2 separate regions of the Homo sapiens genome follow, and region 1 is linked to region 2. A link is a loop called in an ENCODE intact Hi-C map of the cell type or tissue named here. Cell type or tissue: gastrocnemius medialis. All regions are shown on one strand. Each heading gives the region's core, and the rest is flanking DNA. Links, peaks and the distances in the headings are about the cores only.

Region 1 (11,090 bases), core at 1,585-9,584, 580 kb before region 2:
TGACAGGGATACAGCAGTGAATAAAACAGGCAAAAATTCCTGCCCTCTTGGGGCTTCCTTCAAGAGGAAGGAAGCTTATTGATTTATTAAGCTTATTTATTATCTGTAGGGGACAGATAATAAATTTAAAGAATAATTAACAATTTGGAGTAAAGATAATAGCTAAATAAGTAAAATACAGGCTGGGGACCATGGCTCATGCCTGTAATCCCAGAACTTTGGGAGGCTGAGGGGTGCAGATCCCTTGAGCTCAGGAGTTCAAGACCAGCCTGGGCAACATGGCGAGACCCCCATTTCTACTAAAAATACAAAAAATTAGCTAAGCATGGTGGCATGTGCCTGTGGTCCCAGCTACTTGGGAGGCTGAGGTGGGAGGATCGCAGAGGTCTAGGCTGCAGTGAGCTGAGATTGTGCCACTGCACTCCAGCCTGGGTGACAGAGTGAGACCCTGCCTCAAAAAAAAAAAAAAGTAAAATATATAATATGATAGTGATATATGTTGAGGAGAAAAATGAAGCAGGGAAGAATATAGTATTTGTGTGTATGTGTTTGTATGTGCGCGCACACCTGTAGTCCTAGCTACTGAGGCAGGAGGATCCCTTGAGCCCAGGATGTCAAGGCTGCAGTCAGCTATGATCCCTGCCACTGTATTCCACCCTGGGCAACAGAGCAAGACCCCCATCTCTTAAAAAAAAATTAAATTTAAAAATGACGTTTGATGAAGATCTGAGGGAAGTGTCTAATTGAAGAGAGAACTTTGAAAGACGAGTAAAACTTTCAAGACAGTCTAACACAGGGGTTAGGGTAACGTCCCCTGGAGCCATACTGCCTTGGTTCAAATCCCAGCTTCCTCCATACTAAATGTGTGACCTCATACTCCTATTTTCCCCCTCTGTAAACTGGGGCTAATGATGTTAACTACCTCGTAAGGATATCGAGAGGATTAATCTGAGTGCTTACAATGTTGTTTGACACAGATTAGCTGTTTGTAAACATTGGCTGGCTGAATGAATTAATCTTCATATTAATACAGTAATCATGGAAGTTTTTAAATTAAAAAAAACTTCTTCAAAAATGAGATTGTGGGACAATGGTTTGGGGAATGTTCAAATTGTGGACCCCAAAATGGAAGGTGGTTTTGGAACCCTGGCAGTCACTACTTCGAAGTTTTGGCTCTGTTATTGAAAGTGGTGGGGCAGGATATGGTGGCTCATGCCTGTAATTCCAGCACTTGATAGGCCAAGGCGGATAGATTGATTGAGCTCAGGAGTTCGAGACCAGCCTGGGCAACATGGCAAAACCTCGTCTCTGAAAATTTAAAAAATTACCCAGGTGGTAGCGCACACCTGTGGTTCCAGCTACTTGGGAAGCTGAGGTGGAAGGATTGCTTGGGCCCGGGAATTCGAGGCTGCAGTGAGCCATGATTATGCCACTGTACTCCAGCCTGGGTGACAGAGTGAGACCCTGTCTCGAAAAAAAAAAAAAAAAGTGGTATATATTTACTTATTTAGCTATTATCATTACCCCAAATTATTATTTGTTCTTTTTTAAAAAGATTTTTTTGGTCCTGCATGGTGGCTTACACCTGTAATCCCAGTACTTTGGGAGGGCAAGGCGGGTGGATCACCTGAGATCGGGAGTTCAAGACCAGCCTGACCAATGTGGAGAAACACCATCTCTACAAAAAATAGAAAAAATTAGCCAGGCGTGGTGGCACATGCCTGTAATGCTAGCTACTTGGGAGGCTGAGGCAGGAGAATTGCTTGAATCCGGGAAGTGGAGGTTGTAGTGAGCCGAGATTGTGCCACTGCACTCCAGCCTGGGCAACAAGAGCGAAACTCTGTCTCAAAAAAAAAAAAAAAAAAATAGTCTCCATAGTCTTGTTATGTTCCCCAGGCTAGTCTGGAACTCCTGGGCTCAAGGAGTCTCCCCGCCTTGGCCTCCCAAAGTGTTGGGATTACAGGTGAGAGCCACTGTGCCCAGCCAGCCTTGTCTTTTTGTTTTCTTTCCAACTCCTTCACCTCCTTCAAGTCGTTGGTAAACATCACCTTCTTAAAGTGGACTTTCCTTATTTAAAATTCCAATCCCCTTTTATTACTCACTCTCCAAATGTTTTCCCTGCATATCACACACAAACTGCATTAGGCATGGTGTCCTTTTAGTTATAGTCATGGTACTGGGAAATTTTTTATTTTTTTTATTTTTGAGACAGGGTCTCACTCTGTCACCCAGGCTGGAGGGTAGTGGCACGATCTCAGCTCACTGCAACCTCGGCCTATGGGGTTCAAGTGATTCTCATGCCTCAGCCTCCAGAGCAGCTGGGATTACAGGTGTGTGCCACGACACCCAACTAATTTTTGTATTTTTAGTAGAAACCGGGTTTCACCATGCTGGTCAGGCTGGTCTGGAACTCCTGACCTCAAGCGATCCACCCACCTTGGCCTCCCAAAATGCTAGGATTACAGGTGTGAGCCACGGCACCCGGCCCCAGTCTACTTCTTTTTTTTTTTTGAGACGGAGTCTCGCTCTGTTGCCCGGGCTGGAGTGCAGTGGCGCAATCTAGGCTCACTGCAAGCTCCACCTCCTGGGTTCAAACCATTCTCCTGCCTCAGCCTCCTGAGTAGCTGGGACTGCAGGAGCCCGCCACCACGCCTGGCTAATTTCTTTTTGTATTTTTAGTAGAGACGGAGTTTCACCATGTTAGCCAGATGGTCTCTATCTCCTGACCTCGTGATCCGCCCTCCTCAGCCTCCCAAAGTGATGGGATTACAGGCGTGAGCCACCGCGCCAGGCCCCCAGTCTACTTTTTAGGTGTAAAGGTGTCAGGCAGATCGCGACTCCTAGGCATCCCGCAAAGTAGGCTGGTCACCTTAGGGGCGACCTTTACCAGCTCAAAAATTCGTCTCACATTAGCAGTGAGGATTCGGGCATCACCCCGAATAACAATCGTTATTTTCCTTACTCATAAGTTTAAGACATGGTACTGGGAATTTAAAAAAATAAATTAGGTTATTTTACTGAGAGAGAAAGAGCGAGAGAGAGAGAGAGAAAGAAGAAGAGGAGGAGGAAGAAAGGGAGGAAGGAAAGAAACCATCATATTCTTTTTTTTTTAAACCATTATATTCTAAATGAAGTAACTCAGGAATGGAAAAGCAAACATCGTATGTTCTCACTTTTTTGTTCTGTTTTGTTTTTTAAGATGGAGTTTCGCTCTGTCGTCCAGTCTGGAGTGCAGTGGCGTGATCTCGGTTCACTGCAACCTTTGCCTCCCGGATTTAAGCGATTCTCCTGCCTCAGCCTCCCAAGTAGCTGGGATTACAGGTGTGTACCACTAGGCCCGGCTAATTTTTGTATTTTTAGTAGAGACAGGGTTTCGCCATGTTGGTCAGGCTGGTCTGGAACTCCTGACCTCAATTGATCCACCCGCCTCAGCCTCCCAAAGTGCTGGGATCACAGGCGTGAGCCATCGCGTCCGCCCTGTTCTCTCTTACAAGTGGGAGCTAAACTATGAGGACCCAAAGGCATAAGAATGATACAATGGGCTCTGGGGACTGGGGGGAGGGGGTGGGAAGGGGGTGAGGGGTAAAAAACTCCACATCGGATGATGGGTGCACCAAAATCTCAGAAATCACCACTAAAGGACTTTTTCATGTGACCAAACACCACCTGTTCCCCCAAAACTACTGAAATAATACTAATAAAATAAAAATAAATTTTAAAAACCCCTAAATCCATTAAGATAAGGCAGGACTGGTGGGTTGGGGCCAGATCACACAGGGGTTTGACATGTGTGTGTTCAGAAACTTATTTGTTTATTTTTAGAGATGGGTTCTTGCTATATTGCCCAGGCTGGACTTGAATTCCTGGGCTCAAGCAATCCTCCCACCTAAGCCCCCCGAGAAGCTGGGACTATAGGTGCATGCCACCGTACCCAGCTTAGAAATATATTTAAATTTTATGAATCAAAAGCCTTAATGCACCAAGAGTTCATCCAGAGTAGGGTGTGGAACTTGGGAAGGGTTTATAGCAGGAAAATGACCACAGCATGAGCCCAGCTAGGCCATGTACCGAGTGGCCTTGGGCAAGTCATTTATTCTCTCAGAACCTGTTTCTTCTTGTAGAAAAGGGGGATCATGTTGATCCCTAACTCACAGGGTGGCTGGGAGCCTTAAACAAGGCCATAACTGCAGTAAGTTCTGCCATGTATTCAGAGCTAACTATATGTTCTAATCACTTTACATGTATTATTACCCCCATTTTAGAAAACAAAAAACACCGTTCCAGTGCAGTCCTTAAGACGGCTTGGGTTCAAATCCCATCTCTGCCACTTACGGATGTTTCCCCATCTGTAGTATGACGAGAATAAATGTGCCTATTTGTGAGGATTAAATGAGACAATACATGAAGGGCATTTAGAATGACAAATAAAAAGAAAAAAAGAGAAAAAAATAACACATGATCAGCATTTAGAATTATTCCTAGTACATACAAGCAGTCAATAAATGTTAGTCAGACATCGAAGTCTCCCTGTGCAAAATTGCTCACAATTTTCTCACAAACCAGCTAGGAGAAAAAGAAAGACAATCCCACTTCTATGCAATGCATGATGAATATTACTGGCAGATATAATCAACACAAAATTACACAGTACTTAACTGAATCTCTTAACAGTTTCTATCTTACTTTCATTGACGGTTATTATTAATAATTAGTAATAACCATTAATTATTTATAAGATATTCCCCACCAGGCCTTAGTATTCTGGGGATATATAAAGCAGGGTTTTTAGAATGAAATAATTAATGAATAAAGTACTCTATATATTATCAATAGCTCCAAAGCATCATAAATGTATGTCTCCAGACCTGTTAACACCAGAGGAATCAATACATTTTCTTGTAATTTTAATTTAAAAAGCCAGAAACTCAGGATCTAGAAGAATTTGCTTTAAAAATAAGTAAGGCCAGGCGCGGTGGCTCACGCCTGTAATCCCAGCACTTTGGGAGGCCGAGGCGGGTGGATCATGAGGTAAGGAGTCCGAGACAAGCCTGGCCAACATAGTGAAACCCAGTCTCTACTAAAAATACAAAAATCAGCCAGGCATGGTGGCGCGTGCCTGTAGTCCCAGCTACTCGGGAGGCCGAGGCAGGAGAATTGCTTGAACCCGGGAGGCGGAGGTTGTGGTGAGCTGAGATCGCGCCACTGCACTCCAGCCTGGGCAACAGAGCGAGACTCCGTCTCAAAATTAATTAATGAATTAATTAAAAGCCAGTAGCAATAAAATTTAATTATACAATTTTTAAGAATATGAAATAAAAAAACAGCAAAATTAAACTTCGAAGATAAAAACTAAGTGAAAAAAAGAAACAGAAAATTAAAAATCCAAAATATTAAAAACAAAGGCACATAACCTTCGCACCTTTCCAAACTAGGATTCGTACAGATGCCACCTAAATGAAAAACACTGCTCGCTTTCCCCAGCCTCTGCCTCTGCCAAGACTCTTAAGTCATAGCGACTTCTGGGCCACCATTGTCCTCATCCAGAATCCGCTTTCTCCCTTTTCCAAAAAATTCCACTAGCCCTACAAACGTGGCCTCTTTGGGAAAGCTTTCATTTTGGAAAAAAAAAAAAAAAAAAAAAAGCGGGGGGTGGGCGCCAGAAGGGTCGGTCTGGAATCTGACCTTGAAAAAGGCTGATTCATCAAATTGAAATATATTAAAAACAATCATATGCACACATACGGGTAACATTTCTATACCAGGGTTCATTCCGGGGGGGTGGGGGGGGGGCGGTCTGGATAAAAGCCACTACCAAAGCGCTATAGGAGAAAACCAAACCATCAGCGCGTTCAATCAATCTTAGTGTTTTGAACCCGCCTCCAGATTGTTTTCCTGAATTGTGGCTGCGCAGAGACTCCGGGGTGGGATGAGAACCAAGACTGCCCCACTGCCTCCCTACCCGACTGACATTGGACACGGAACAAGAGACCTGACAGGGTCCAACAGAGAAACGCGGATGGGCTCAGAGCTTCTTTCCAGACCCGCCAGTCTCTGGTGCAACAGATGATGTCCGGGAAGAGGCGGAGCCAGGTGTGACAGTTCTGAGGGCCAAAGACAGCCGTTGGGTTAATCAATTGTTCTTTGGAGCAGCTTGGACACCTTTAGAGGGTGGGCTCTATAGGTGAAAGAACGGCAGGCGGACCGACCAGAAGTTCGTGCTCTGATGGCCGGGGATGTGCAGAACTAGAGGATGCGGAGCCGATTGACAGCAGGCCTGAGAGAGAGGTTAGCACCCATAGTTCTTCCGCGAGAAGGGGGCGGGGATTGAAACTTGATTGATGGCATTTCCGACCAGTGAGAACGTCTGAGTCAGGGGCCCTTGAGTAGTATGTGTCTTTTGGCAGTAGAGGGTTGGTCCTTACTTTGACTGACCCTCTTATCATCCAATAAACATGCCTACTTGCGTTGGGGGCGGGGCGACTGAGTGCAGAAAAGACGGGATCTTGTCCTTGTCCTCGTTTCCCTTAAAGAGGAAACTCAGTTCCACCGGTAGCTCCCTACCCGCTTATCTGTTTTTTATTTTATATTTTTTATTTTTTTGAGACGGAATCTAGCTCTGTCGCCCAGGCTGGAGTGCAGTGGCACGATCTCCGCTCACTGCAACCTCCGCCTCCCGGGTTCCAGCGATTCTCGTGCCTCAGCCTCCTGAGTAGCTGGGATTACAGGCGCCCACCATCACGCCCGGCTAATTTTTGTATTTTTAGTAGAGACGGGGTTTCACCATGTTGGCCAGGCTGGTCTCGATCTCCTGACCTCAATTGATCCGCCCGCCTCGGACTCCCAAAGTACTGGAATTACAGGCGTGAGCCACCGCGCCCGGCCTTATCTGTTTTTTAAAAGGCATATGATGCTTTAAAAAATTCGAAAGTCACAGATTTAGAACAGTTTAGCTTTTCCGCGCTGTACAGAAACGATGGCCTCACTGCACCTGTGAAAAAAGAGCCGCCCCAGAAAAGGCAGTCTTAGGGTTGGGGAGTTGGCCTAGGATTGGAATTTGATTTGAGATTTTAGGCCTGAGAGGCTACAATGGAGGGCGGGTGTTTCTGATAGAAGATTTCTGGGGTGAGTGATGGAAGGGTTCTAGGGACAATATTGGGGTCTGTGGAGATCAGTAATAGATGGTTAGTGGAAAAGCTAAACTGTTCTAAAGCTGAGACTTTCAAACGTTTTAAAACATCATATGCCTTTTTAACAGATAAGCGGGTAGAGAGCTACTGGTGGAATTGGTCAGTCTGGGTCACCCATGTAGACGCCCATAGTAAGAGCCTATTCTCTGATGAGGCCGACTGGAATCAAACAGCTGATGCACTTCTAGTTCACTGCCCCCTGAACATGGCAATGCATCCACCATCATAGACTGGGCACAAAGTAAAGGACTCTATGTTTCTGACACAGACCATTTGCAGTCTGGCAGTGGTGTGCCTTTTGTTGCAAAGGCCACCCAACTATGGGTCAGTAGTCAAAGCCTTCCATAGATGTTCTATGTGCCCTACCATGGGCAGGTATCTGATATTGTTAAATATTGAAATGGCCTCCTCAAAAATGAACTCAAAAGGATTGCAGAACCTACCTCTCTCTCCTTCTCCTGGTCCACTCACCTTAGTAAGGCAGTTTGGTCACTAAATGTGGCTGTCCCAAGAATGGCATTATCTCCCATTGGGTACCTCAGATAATGGTCGGAACAAAAGGGGTGGGCTATAGAGGCATTTGGGATTCTGCCCTGGCCGTTCCTGGACGTGATGTATTTTTCTTTCCTTTAACAGTAATCACAGGTTCCAGGCTAGCCTAGTTGGTAACCCTCCAGGCAGCAGCCCAGCCCAAAAGAGCCCTAGGGGACTTAAACTTTTTTTTTTTTTTTTTGAGACTGAGTCTCGCTCTGTTGCCCAGGCTGGAGTGCAGTGGCGCAATCTCAGCTCACTGCCACCTCTGCCTCCTGGGTTCAAGTGATTCTCGTGCCTCAGCCTCCCAAGTAGCTGGGATTACAGGCACCTACCACCACGCCTGGCTAATTTTTGTATTTTCAGTAGAGACAGGGTTTCACCATGTTGGCCAGGCCGGTCTCGAACTCCTGACCTCAGGTGATCTGCCCACCTTGGCCCCCCAAAGTGCTGGGATTACAAGTGTGAGCCACCATGCCTGGCTCGGACTTAAAGTTAATTCTGGTCAGTCACCTGAATTCTCTTGTTGGGTGGACACGGTCCTAGATCCTAATGACAATGACCACTTGATTGAGTACACCACTCACCAAGTTCCCATACAGCAGCTCACACTGACTAAGATAGAAGACATAAAAAAAAAATCTCTGTAAATTTTATAAAAATGCCTTTGGCCCTCTTGTACTTGACCCTTCTGGATGAAAGGTCTGGGTACAAATAGGGGATGATTGGGAAAAAGTGAAGTTACAGGCTCTGGGATGGGATACATTGATTTCATGAGGTGTGGAAGGAGAGCATTTGGGGAGTGATATGGTTGGTTTGGCTCTGTGTCCCCACCCAAATCTCACTTCGAATGGTAATCCCCCTGTGTCAGGGGAGGGACCTGATGGGAGGTGATTGGATTATGGGGGGAGTTTCCCCCATGCTGTTCTTGTGATAGTGAGTGAATGAGTTCTTACGAGATCTGATGGTTTAAAAAGTGCATGGTGCTGGGCACGGTGGCTCACGTCTGTAATCCTAGCACTTTGGGAGGCCAAGGTGGGCAGATTGCCTGAGTTCAGGAGTTTGAGACCACCCTGGGCAACATGGTGAAACTCTGTCTCTACTAAAAATACAAAAGGTAGCTGGGCGTGGTGGTGTGTGCCTGTGGTACTAGCTACTCAGGAGGCTGAGGCGGGAGAATGTCTTGAACCTGGGAGGTGGAGGTTGTAGTGAGCCGAGATCACGCCACTGCACTCCAGCCTGGGTGACAGAGCAACACCCTGTCTCAAAAAAAAAAAAAAAAAAAAAGTGGGTGGCTTTCTTCCCTCGCTTTCTCTCCTGCTACCTTGTGAAGAAGGTTCTTGCTTCTGCTTCACCTTCTGCCATGATCGTGAGTTTCCTGAGGCCTCCCCAGCCATGCAGAACTCTGAGTCAATTAAACCTCTTTTCTTCGTAAGTTACCCAGTCTCAGGTAGCTCTTTATAGCAGTGTGAAAATGGACTAATACAGGGAGGGAATATCTTAGACCCTGAGAGGTGCAAGATGGGGAGAAAATGAATGCTCTCTTTGTCCCCTAGATCGAGCACTCACAGCCCAACAAAACAATCATCTGCTCTGCTGGAGTCAAGCAGCAGGTGCAGCTGGCAATCTAACCTGCTGCTAGGTTTGCCATCACCGTCCTTGGGTGACAAAACCAGAAAAAAGCATGTGAGTATGGCTGCTCCTGAATTACTCTGCTGTGCCTGATGCCATCAACAGCAGCTCCTAAACACAGGCTTCCCTCATACCTGTAGACATACGTGGGCCAGCACAACCTTGTTTAGATCTGATTGATCCAAATTCATCTGCTTCTCCTGGCACCCAAGTGGCCTTGGATTATGCCACGTTTAGAGATTTAAGTACAAGCACTAAGATGCTACTTGCTATAGGTGGAATGTTTATGTTACCTCAAAATTCATATGTTGGAATCCTAAGCCCCAAGGTATTAGAAGGTAGGGTCTTTGGGAGGTGATTAGGTCTTGAGGGCAGAGCCCTCATGAAAGGAATTAGTGCCCTTATAAACGGGGCCCCAGAGTGCTCCCTTGTTATTTTCTCCATGTGAGGACACAGTGAGAGGATGGCCATCTGTGAACCAGGAAGTGGACCCTCACCAGATGCAGAAATCTGCTGGCACCTTGATCTTCGACTTCCAGCCTCCAGACGTGTGAGAAATAAACTTGTTGGTTATATGCTACCCTGTCTATTGTATTCCATTATAGCAGCCTGAATAGACTACTGCTCATAACACTTTACCAAACCAATGTAATGGTGAGTCCAATCAAGTTGAACAACAAATGCTGAAGTGAAATGAACTGTTCCCCTTTGGATGGTATATTTGTATATGGGGGGAACAGTAGGTAACAGAATGTCTCTCCACTGGGACAGGGTTTGCTTTGGGGCCCATGTATTGCCCCCTAAATTATTGACAGTATGCCAAACGTCAGCGCATCAGTCTAAATTCCTTTGTGTGGGTTGTAGCGTATAGTAACCTGGCCTTAGTTTTACTACTTTGTAGCTGCCTAAAGATACAAGGCCCCAATCACTGATTACCCCAGCCATTTCTCAGGGTTGTGATGACACCGAGCAACCCTGTGGGATGAGGCAATGTCTCCCTCTGGGGCAAAAAACAGGCTGGATCACCCATGCTCAGTGTTTCTTGGCTGTGATGTAAACCTATTGTGTGTGCAATGTCCACCAGGGACCCTCTGCATCACTGCTGTGGGACTTGGAGGACATGGGGAGCAGGTGCCCACGTGACGTGCAAGCTGCTTGCTGTCCTAGGAGCAGGAAAATCCTTTGTCTCAGCCTCAGGAGTCTCATGTTTTCTGTCAGCATCTCTAAAACATGTTAGCTTGTAAGAGGGTGAAGTCTCAGACCTTTCGCAGACCCTGACAATCAACAGTGGAGGGATTTTTCTTTATGCTCTGACAGTCTCTATGGTCTGGCCACAGTTTTGGAAGATCAGTGATTGGTTGCCAGTGGTGTCAGGATGAGGCTCCAGGGACTCGAATCCTGAGGTAATTAATAATTGGAGGCCTTTGAGGCTACTGATTGAGGGTCTGTGGCTGTCAATCATTGGGAGAGGGGCCATAGTGGTAGTGTTCGTGTGAGCCAGTGATGAGTGACGCTCTGTGCTTCCTTCCTTCCTTCCTCCCTCCCTCCCTCTCTTTCTTCTTTCTTTCTCTCTCTCTCTTTCTTTCTTTCTCTTTTCCTTCCTTCCTTTCTTTCTCTTTTCCTTCCTTCCTTCCTTCCCTCCTTCCTTCCTTCCCTCCTTCCTTCCTTTCCTTCCTTCTTCTTTCTTTCTTTTCTTTCTCTAATTCTTTCTCTTTCTCTCTCTTTCATTCTTTCTCTTTC
Region 2 (11,090 bases), core at 1,596-9,595:
GGGAGTTCCAGACCAGCCTGACCAACATGGAGAATCCCCACCTCTACTAAAAATACAAAATTATCTGGGTGTGGTGGCACATGCCTGTAATCCCAGCTACTCAGAAGGCTGAGGCAGGAGAATCCCTTGAACCTGGGAGGCAGAGGTTGCAGTGAGCTGAGATCATGCCACTGCAATCCAGCCTGGGTGACAGAGTGACACTGTCTCCAATATATATACATTTTTAAATGAAGTCTAGGATTTACTTTATGGCTTCAGGGTTGTCCTTCTGGTTTATGCTCCATCATGATGTTATATAATATTCATATATATATAATTTATTTATTTTTGAGACAGAGTCTCACTCTGTCACCAGGCTGGAGTGTAGTGGCATCATCTCGGCTCACTGCAACCTCCACCTCCCGGGTTCAAGCGATTCTTCTGCCTCAGCCTCCCGAGTAGCTGGGACTACAGGCAGGTGCCACCACGCCCAGCTAATTTTTGTATTTTTAGTAGAGACAGGGGTTCACCATGTTGGCCAGGTTGGTCTCAATCTCCTGACCTCGTGATCCACCTGCCTCGGCCTCTCAAAGTGCTGGGATTATAGGCGTGAGCCACCACACCCAGCCCGTATATATTTTATTATTTTTCATATTTAATTTTAATCCACTTGGAATTTGTCATTATATATAATATGTAGGGGTCCAGGATTTTTTCCTTACAGATTTATATCACATCAATCCTGTCAATTTTCACAAACTGAAAACACCTTTAATTTTCAATACATACATGGATATACATTGGAACTCTGCCTTCTACTGACGTTTTTGTCAACCATTATAACTTAGCATAAGTAGGTTTATAATAATTTTTTTTTGCAGCAGGGTCTCACCCTGTTGCCCAGGCTGGAGTGCAGTGGCATGATCAAGCCTCACTGCAGCCTCAAAGCTCTGGCGCTCAAGTGACTCTCCCACCTTAGCTTCCTAAGTAGCTGGGACTACAGGCACACACCACCATGCCCAGATTTTTTTTTTTTTTTTTGGTAGTGATGAGGTCTTACTATGTTGCCCAGGCTGGTCTCAAACTCCTAGGTTCAAGCCATCCTCCCACCTCAGCCTCCCAAAGTGTTGGGATTATAGGCGTGAGCCACCATGCTTGGCCCCTCTCAACTTATTTTTTCATACTTTTTAAGGTAAACGTCAGACATTTAGTCTTCCCTGTCTTGGGTACAACTGAGTGGGGATGGTGTTGTGGACAGTAAAGGAATTTTGCCAAAACAGTCATAGGTAAAGAAAGGCAGATTTATCAGAGAAAGTTTGAAGATACGTTGTAAGGGTTCAATGGGCAGCACAGCAGAGAAGAGGCTGTCTGAGAGGCAGGGGCTGGAGGTTTTAAGTTTTATAAGGTTGTGCTGGAAAGGCCACATGCAAAACAAGGTATCTGGGAACAGGATGTGTGCCAGCAGGTTGTCTGCAATTAGCCATCTATAGAACAATTGTTCTCTCTCACCTGGGACCCCTTCCTTCTTGTTGCTTACTTATCAGGACTCCACATTCCATATATTCTGATTCTGGATTTTTTTGTTTCAGTGATCTAATTCTGCTCTATGCCACATTATTTACTTTAGTTTATAATGCCCTCTAATATCTTGTAAGATGAGTCTTCCCATGTTACCTCTATCCACCAAATACTCTTAGTTGTTCATATATTTTTTCTGCCAATTAAAATGAAGTATAATTGTACTATAGGCCCCTGATCCCATTTAGCATATTGGTTAAATTGCCTTAAATCTATCAATTAGGCTTAGGGACAATTTCGGTTTTTTTTTTTTTGAGACGGAGTCTCGCTCTTGCCCAGGCTAGAGTGCAGTGGCGTGATCTCGGCTCACTGCAAGCTCTGCCTCCTGGGTTCATGCCATTCTCCTGCCTCAGCCTCCCGAGTAGCTGGGACTACAGGCACCCGCTACCATGCCCGGCTAATTTTTTTATATTTTTAGTAGAGACGGGGTTTCACCATGTCAGCCAGGTTGGTCTCGATCTCCTGACATGATCTGCCCGCCTCGGCCTCCCAAAGTGCTGGGATTACAGGCGTGAGCCACCGTGCCCGGCCAGGTTTTACAGTATTAAGTCTTCACTAAGGAGTACAGTTTATTTTCCTTTATATAGATGATGTCCAACCTTCTTAGGCTTATTTATACTTGTGTTCTTGCTTTTTGAATTGCATCATTTTTCCTACTATATATATTTTACTAGTCATCATTCACATGTACATTACAGCTAATCCAGATACTACAAAGCCCATAGTTGGTATCTAGCTAGGTAATAGCCACAATACCATTTTCATTTCAGAAAAGAAAGTGACAATGCAAAGGTGGACTTGAGACACAGAGGGAAAAAGGAACCTGGAAGATAGTATGCTAAATGAAATAAACTAGACACAGAATGACAAATACTGCATTATCTCACTTAAAGGTGAAATCTTAAAAAGTTGAACTCATAGAAACAGAGAGTAGAACAGTGGTTACCAAGGACTGGGGATGCAGGAGTGGGAGACAGGAAATGGAGAGATGTTGGTCAAAAAATAAAAACACTCTTTTTTTTTTTTGGAGACAGAGTCTTGCTCTGTCGCCCAGGCTGGAGTGCAGCGGCACGATCTCAGCTCACTGCAACCTCTGCCTCCCAGGTTCAAATGATTCTCGTGCCTCTGCCTCCCAAGTAACTGGGACTACAGGTGCGCACCACCACACGTGGGTAATTTTTTGTATTTTTAGTAGAGACAGGGTTTCACTATGTTTCCCAGGATGGTCTTGAACTCCCGAGCTCTGGCAATCCACCCACCTTGGCCTCCCAAAGTGCAAGGATTACAGACGTGAGCCACCACGTCTGACCTAAAAGGTAAAAACATTCTACGATGAACAAGTTCTGCAGATCTAAGGTACAGTATGGATGGTGATGGATGTATTAGTTGATTGTGGTAACCATTATACAACGCATACACATATCACATTTTAAAAACCCACTGTTTTAGGTATAAAAAAGAAAGACATGTATTTTTAAAAAATGAAAGAAAAACACCGAGAAAAGATGAGGCAAGCATAACAAACCTAGTGGTTTTCATTTGAAGGCAGTGGTTTTTAAACAAAAGTATTTTCACAAAAGGAATGAGAACATCTCAGTATTATATATTTGATACAATTCCCAAATAAATTGTCACAATAAAACAAGGTTGCTTATGCAGAACCCTTGAAATACAATGTATGTAAAAATATTTTTACTACTGTGCTCAAGAATAGAGATTTTGAGGACAATTCTTACATATTTAAGAAGCAAAAACTTTAGTTAATACTCAGACTTTATTCAACATCAGAAAATATGCAATGAAGAGAAAATCTACAATTTAAATCAGCTTGCAGATACATTTACTTCTGGATCACAACTTACTCAGCATTAGAAAATTCACACTGGCTGGGCGTGGTGACTCACCCTGTAATCCTAACACTTTGGAAGTCTGAGGGCAGGAAGAGGCCTTGAGTCCAGGAATTCCAGACCAGCGTGGGCAACATAGCGAGACACTATCTCTACAAAAAATTTAAAAAATTAGCCAGGTGTGGTGGCGCACACTTGTCCCAGCTACTCAGGAGGCTAAGGTGGCAGGGTCCTTTGAGACCAGGGTCCTTTGAGCCGAGGCTATAGTATGCCATGATCACGCCTCTAAATAGACACTGCATTCCAAACTAGGCAACATAATGGCATCCTGTCTCTAAAATAAATAAATAAATAAGAAAATATTTGGCTGGGTGCAGTGGCTCACACCTGTAACCCCAGCACTTTGGAAGGCTGAGGCAGGCGGATCACCTGAGGTCAGGAGTTCGAGACCAGCCTGGCCAACATATAGTGAAACCCCGACTCTACTAAAAATACAAAAAAATTAGCTGGGCATGGTGGCGTGTGCCTGTAATCCCAGCCACTCGGGAGGCTGAGGCAGGAGAATTACCTGAACCCACGAGATGGAGGTTGCAGTGAGCCAAGATCACGCCGCTGCACTCTAGCCTGGGCAACAAGAGCCAATAACTCCATCTCAAAAAAAAAAAAAATTGGCTACATGCAGTGTTTTTATCACATTAACCGGTATTATGGTGAAGTTACCTTTTGAAAAGTCATCTGGCGAAAACAACTGTTAACATCAGATGACAGTGACTTTGACAAAGCATTATACTACTAGGGTAAAAATGACTGAAGAGATTGGCGCAAAATGAGGAAAGGGGCTTCGTTTCTGAGAATACCAGCTCCACTCAACACTGGATACTCTCCTGCCTATGGAAATCCACAGGGGCAGTTGCAGAGAGTGCTGCATGTTTCATAGTGTTGGGATAGGACAATGAAAACTAACATTTACCAGGTGCCTGCCACGGGCTATTCCTGGGCTTGAGGCTCTAAAGATGTCCCTTTGAACAATAACAACAGCCATCTAGGTTAGGTGGTCCTTAGCTATGGCAGAAAAGAGGGGACTGAGGCCCAAGAAGCTAGTAAGTGGTGGATTCCAGTCTTTTCTTCCAATGGATTAGTAGACACCAATGGCCCAGGAAGGGTGTTTCTTGATTTTTGAATACTAACATCATGAATAGCAAATGCTGGCATGGCAATAAGGGCATGCCCTGCATCTGGTCACATTCAAATCATCAGTCCCTTCTCTTTCTGCATAAACACTTGATCTTACAGAATCAGGATATGGAGAGATGCTGGCCAGGGCCACAGATCAGGTGCTTCTGCAGTTTGCAATTTCTTTACTCTCCTCAGGACATATTAACCCTATCATACTATTAACCCTTTTCTGCCTACTGATAGTGATATCTGAAAAGGTTATCAAATCACCTCTCCTCTAGAAATAAATAGGTTGGTATCTCTAAACCTGGCCATCAGTAACACATACACATGAAATTCTGAATGAGCAGTAATTCACTGCTCACATGTCCAAGGGAAAACAGGCTCTTTTCCTGGGACTTGTACAGGAGGCTTGGAGAGAGTCACTTCCCAGGGTCTGGCTGTATTGAGTTTGCAGATTTAGGTTGTAACTCATCCAAACTATCTGGGGAATGCAAGTTAACCTGAGAGGAGAAAGAGAAAGAGGAAAAACACTCATGTTCAAATGGAAATTAAATACGTGTCTGATAGATTACACAAATGTCTTGGACACATCTATGAACAGTGTCTGGCACCAGCTGGCTCTAGCACAGAAGGGTTTGCTGTGTACCTGAGGGAGACTCTGTCATACTTGACCCAAAGAGGCCCGCTTGGTGACCAGGCAGGCATAGTAAGCATGGAGAACAACACTTGTTCTCTTTCTCCCAGACCCAGACAGGAAACAGAAAACTTTCCTCAAGTTTACTACAGGCCTTTTTAGCGGGCCATGTTGCCACTGGCTGGCATTCTCAGAGAAAACACCTCTCCGCTAAAAAGTAAAATCCAGATTCTCCCAGGGTGTCTAAGATCCTAGGAACCGGAGCCCCACCACTGGGTAGAGAACAATCAGAATGAGGCTTTCTTCCCTCACTTCGGGAGGTTGCTGGCTCTGAAGCCCGGCTCCAAAGCCCCTCTTCCAGGCCACTTCCCCGACTGAGCCAGACCTGTTGCTCTTAGGACGCTCTGAGCCAGGCCTAGGGCCCCGCTCCATGTGGCCTGCCTGGACCCTAGAGGGCCGCGCTCTGGAGCTGCCACAGATGCCAGAGGCGCGACTCTTTTTCCTATTCCTAGGAGCGGAAGACAGAAACAGTGGCCTTGGGGACAGAGGGGTGGGAACACCCCACGTCCACTGCAAGAGAACGAAGTGGAAGAAGGGATTTCGGCTTCGGAGCCGGCAGGGGCCTGGGCACTGGAAAGCCCGCGCGGAGTTCTCTCGCCTCTCGCCGCCCAGGTACGCCTCCCCGGACCTTTTGTACGACTTACCGTTGGAAATGGTCACACATTCCTTCTCCCCTTAGAGCGAACACTGTCATAACCACTGAAGCGCGGGCCGAGGAGCGCCACATCGGCCACAGGCTTTGTTGCCCCGCCTTCAAAGCCACTGCGCGTGCGCATTGCTTTGACTTCACGTTCCCAGGGGGCTGTGGGAAGCGGAAATGCTCGGCTGACCCGGAGGGTGGCGCTTCGTTCACACTGGCTGTTGTCATCCGCCCCTGAGGTTTCAGGCTGTCGGCAGTGAAGTAAGCGGGAGGGTGAGGTGGTGATGGTTTTGATCGGGGGAAGGGGGGACGGGAGGAATGACGGGAGTTTACGGGGCCGTGGGGTCATGGGGCCACGGGTGAGCGTCCTTGTGGGGATTGAGTGACACAGGCGGTGGGCGTGAGTGTTGGGGGCGAGGTTCGGGGCCAGCGAGTGACTAATTGATTGAGTCACTCAGCGCTTGTATCCTCACCCGGTGGTAACTGCCAGACACTCTTGCAAATGTTTCACATTAGCAGGAGCCCTGTGAGGTGTTACGATGATTATTTTCATGTTATAGAGAGAAAACGGTACAGTGTGGCTTGGCAACCTGTCCAAAGTCCCGTAGGTAGCAAACCCGAGGAATCCTTTTTCTTTTTCTTTTCCTGTACTTTGTTTATCATGTTTATTGTTTCCAGTGTGTCTCTTCCTCCAGACTAGAAATCTGGAGCTGGGAATTTGAGATTTTGTTCACTGATGGATTTGCAACACGGAGAACCGGCTCATGGAAGGCAATCATTTCTTCAGTGAATAAAAGTGGCACAGCAGCCAGTCAGTTGATTCCAAAGCCCGGACTCAGGAAGGCAGGGTTTCGCTCACTGAGGATAATTGAGCTGTGCATGAATGTTAACTCTTAAAACTAGAATGAGGGGTTGTCCCTCTTCTGTTGGGTAAAAACCTTTGGGTTTCACTCAACTTCACTGCATGGAAGGGAGCATAGGTGTTGCTAATTGAATCTCCTGTGGTCATTGTGTTTCCAGGGTCAGAGTGCAGACCTGAGACCACTGCTCACCGATTTCAGACTCCAGTTTATCTGTGCCTCGGCTTCCCCACTTAGTCGCAGAAGACTTAGGCTGAGGCCCCAGGAAGAGGTGAGTTCCCTGGGTCACAGGCAGAGATCTAGTGCTATAGTGATGGCCCCAACTGGGGTGTGTTTGTCTCTGAATCCCTTGGTCCTGCCGCCTTGGACACAAGAGAGGTACGCTGAGCTGAGGCGAGTTGGAGGAGAAGCCTCAGCAAGAGCCCAGACCCAGATCCTCAGAGCAAAGGAGGCTCACGGGACAGCAGGTCCTAGAAGAGCTGGACCCGTAGTGGCCTTTGTCCCTCACTTCAGCTGAGACAGAGCAAAGCTGGCTCTACTTCCAGGTGCCATGGAGGACCATGTGACAGTGCAGTTTGATTCCTGCTGGAGGAGGGACAGGTGAAAGTCACAGGTGGATGGAGGCATGGATGTCCCCCATGGGGGCAGGTGCCCTGCTGTAGTACCTGCAAAGGCGGGATGAGGCTGGGAAGGATCACAGCCAGCCACAGAGGATTGGCCTCTCCTAGCACACCTATTTGTGCACCCCCATGCTTCCTTCTCTTGCCATTGGCTATTTCTGAATTTGAGTCAGCCCCACACCATCAACCAGGCACCTGCTTCCAGGGGAAATGCTGAGTGTCCGTTCATCCTGACCAAAGTGCAGAAAATATATTTTTAGTTTATAGAATTTCAGAGTAGTCTCTAGGTATGCTGTCATCCAGCTCTGCTGCCTTATTTCAATGCTTAATGAAAGTGGGCCAGGGGACATGACCTGCTAAGCTACACGGAGCTGAACCCTGTTGTCCTGATGGTATCACAGTGATTGCTGCAGTATGAAATGGTTACTCTGCACAGAATCTCCTTGCTGGAACTTTCTTTTGAAAATCTGCCAAAGAAGGAGGAGCATGGCAATCAAAATGCAAATCATGGGAAAGGAGGAAGTGGTGGGGTGGGAGCAGGGTAGGTGGCCAGTTAGAGAGGTGGATGCAGGGAAGCAGGCACAGTGGTTTTCAGCCCCTCACAGAACTGACAGTGCTTGGCTGTTACCCACCCAGCCCCACACCTCTCCTTCCCTGCGGCCCTTTGAGCCCTGGTTGGGCTCCTTCCTCCAAACCACATGAAGAGATCTTACTCATACACACTTGGAGAGTGTCTTTTCACCTCTAGGGCTCTGTTTGATAAGAAGTGATTTTTTAATAAATTTTAATTTTTGTTTCATTAGTAATTAATATTCCTTGTCAAAAATGCAAATAAACAAGAAAATTAAAATCACCGAACAATGTAACCAATGTCAGCATTTGAATAAATGCTGTTTGAGGTCAGGCGCGGTGGCTCATGCCTGTAATCCCAGCACTTTGGGAGGCTGAGGCGGATGGATCACCTGAGGTCAGGAGTTTGAGGCCAGCCTGACCAACATGATGAAACCCCGTCTCTACTAAAAATACAAAAATAATTAGCTGGGCATGTTGGTGCATGCCTATAATTCCAGCTACTTGGGATGCTGAGGCAGGAGAATCGCTTGAACCCGGGAGGTGGAGGTTGCAGTGAGCTGAGATCATGCCACTGCACTCCAGCCTGGGCAACAAGAGCAAAACTGCATCTCAAAAAAAAACAAAAAAAAGAATAAATGCTGTTTGAGACTTCATATTTGTACATATTGCTTAACAAAAATGAGATTACACTGCAGTTGCTTTGTTGGAACCTCCCTTTAAACACCCAGGAACTGAAAACAAAGTTCAGAAACCATCTTTAAAGCCTGTGTAGTATGCTTGTTTTGCACGTGTCATATTTTTTTACTAAGTCCCCTTTGCTGCACATTTAGTTGCTTCGAAGATTTTTTTATTTTTTTGTTTATTTTTGAGCCAGGCTCTGACGTTGTCACACAGGCTGGAGTGCAGGGACGTGATCATGGCTCACTAACCTCGCACTCCTGGGCTCAAGAGACCCTCCCATCTCAGCCTTTTGAGTAGCTGGGACTACAGGCATGCACCACCACGCCAGCTAATTTTTTTAATTTTCGGTTTTGTAGAGACAAGGCCTTGCTATATTGTCTAGGCTGGTCTTGAACTCCTGGCCTCAATCAATCCTCCTTCAGCGCCCCCCGCATGCAGGGATTATAGGCAGATTTTTCATAGTGGAAATGACAATGGTGAACATTTTGCATCTTTGTGCTAGGAATAGAACTCTTGAGATAAAGGAGATGTTAAGTTGTTACTGGTTTCTGACATGTAGATGGCTTTGGACACAAGTCATACATCTGTCCAGTAAGGGAGACAAAGTTTCATGTGCAAAACCCACATGATCTTAGTAGCGTCCCATGGAATAGGCTGAAGCTACCAGGCCTTATTTTTAGATGATTCTTCCCAGGGTGCAAAGGTAATTATTATTAGGGTGGTGATGATGATCTTATGTCTATACCCACTGAACTCAACCCTTCTAATTCTGTATTTGTAGATCTCCATCCTTTGCAGGAGCACAACAAGATGGCCATGTCCCAGGTGAGTTCTAATGTACCCCTACTTTTTTTCCAGTGAAATTGAGGCAAAGTTTGGAATCTATATAATAAACTTGAAAATACCAATTATCCCCTCTTCTCTGGCTGTTTTCTGTTCAACTTGTCCTCAGCCTCTGGTTTCTCTAATCCTTCCCCTCACCAGGAGAGAGGAAAAACAAAAAGATACCTCTCTCTACTTGTTCTTCCAGAAACTGTACCTCATCTTTTCTTCTTCTTCTCAGAGAAGAATTGTTTAAATACATAGATTCACCTTGCTTTTTCCTCTTTCTTCACTTCTAGATCGCTTGGTCTTTTTTACTGTGTTTAAGAGAATAAGTTTGTGTATAATGTTTTAATGTACATAGAAGAAACTAGTAGCCAATAAAGTTTCTATTTCTTCTCCCCCCAGTACCACGTTCCTCCTTAGAGATGTCCACTGTTAACAGTTGGGTGAAACTGTGGGGTAGATGCATTTATGTCAGTTTAATGAACTAAAAACGTACACGTATATATTTTTTTTATGCTTTTACACAAATGGCATCATATTCCCATACCCATCTTGCTTTCTGAACCTGATTATATCCTGGGTGGTGTTCCTTGTCAATATATAAAGATTGTTTTAATTCCTATTTCATAGTATGGATGTATCATGTAACTATTTTTCTATTCACAGATATTTAGGTTTTTAATTTCTTTTTCTTTTTTTTTTTTTTTTGTGACGGAGTTTCACTCTTGTTGCCCAGGCTAGAGTGCAATGGTGCGATATCGGCTCACTGCAACCTCCGCCTTCCAGGTTCAAGCGATTTTCCTGCCTCAGCCAACCGAGTACCTGGGATTACAGGCATGTGCCACCATGCCCAGCCAATTTTGTATTTTTACTAGAGATGAGGTTTCTCCATGTTGGTCAGGCTGGTCTCGAACTCCCGACCTCAGGTGATCTGTCCACCTCAGCCTCCCAAAGTGCTGGGATTACAGGTGTGAGCCACCGTGCCTGGCCTTTTTTTTTTTTTTTTAAATGGAGTTTTGCTCTTGTCGCCCAGGCTGCGGTGCAGTGGCGTGATCTCGGCTCACTGCAACCTCTGCCTCCCAGGTTCAAGCGATTCTCCTATCTCAGCCTTCCAAGTAGCTGGGATTACGTGCACGTGCCACCACACCCGGCTAATATTTGTATTTTTAGTAGAGACGGGGCTTTACCATGTTGGCCAGGCTGGTCTCGAACTCCTGACCTCAGGTGATCTACCCACCTCGTCCTCCCAAAGTGCTGGGATTACAGGCATGAGCCACTGCACCTGGCCTAATTTTTTTTTACTATTGTATACAGTACCTCATGAACAATTTTCTCTGTATCTACTTGCTCTGTAGTACCAGTGTTTATGGAGGTTATACCTGGAAGTCGGGTTTTGACTAAAAGGTAGTGAGACTTAAATTTGCCCTCCGAAATCCTTCATAATTACTCCTTTCACTAAATGTAAAGACTAGATAATTTCTGCGTTCCATTTTTCCAGGCTATTAAAGATGAAAAGGTACCCAGTTCATTTTGTGAAGCCACTTAACCTGAAATTTGAAGAGGATACTACAAAAAAGAAAATTATAGACCAGTTTCCCTTAAGAACATGGA

The links. Hi-C counts contacts between places; a loop is a spot of excess contacts. Peaks named below come from ENCODE experiments on the same cell type or tissue, not always from the same donor. Only the 100,000 strongest peaks of a DNase experiment are listed, where the experiment ranks them.
Region 1: a loop joins it to region 2, with 5 times the contacts of the local background. A loop is called at or near these places in 3 of 110 quality-filtered maps.

The regions. Positions count from the first base shown.
Region 1 is chrX:47,124,560-47,135,649 of GRCh38, reverse strand. It overlaps LOC105373193 (a long non-coding RNA gene), which reads left to right and starts at 6,100. Exons shown (of 2, transcript XR_007068223.1): 1 at 6,100-6,285; 2 at 9,275-9,930. It overlaps LOC107985720 (a long non-coding RNA gene), which reads right to left and starts at 6,326. Exons shown (of 2, transcript XR_001756002.2): 1 at 6,207-6,326; 2 at 4,460-6,101. It also overlaps the pseudogene RNU12-2P. RefSeq lists enhancers at 5,796-5,875, 5,906-6,015. In gastrocnemius medialis, for the core only: no CTCF peak of the experiment used is centred there; a DNase peak (open chromatin) is centred at 6,389; H3K4me3 peaks cover 2,082 bases; H3K27ac peaks cover 1,755 bases.
Region 2 is chrX:46,540,459-46,551,548 of GRCh38, reverse strand. It overlaps ZNF674 (zinc finger protein 674), which reads left to right and starts at 6,128. Exons shown (of 6, transcript NM_001190417.2): 1 at 6,128-6,178; 2 at 6,938-7,048; 3 at 9,433-9,476. The coding sequence starts at 9,462. ZNF674-AS1 (ZNF674 antisense RNA 1) reads right to left here and starts at 6,059. Exons shown (of 2, transcript NR_015378.3): 1 at 5,922-6,059; 2 at 3,074-5,083. RefSeq lists enhancers at 5,790-5,939, 5,555-6,754. In gastrocnemius medialis, for the core only: a CTCF peak has its summit at 6,109; a DNase peak (open chromatin) is centred at 6,098; H3K4me3 peaks cover 2,135 bases; H3K27ac peaks cover 1,639 bases.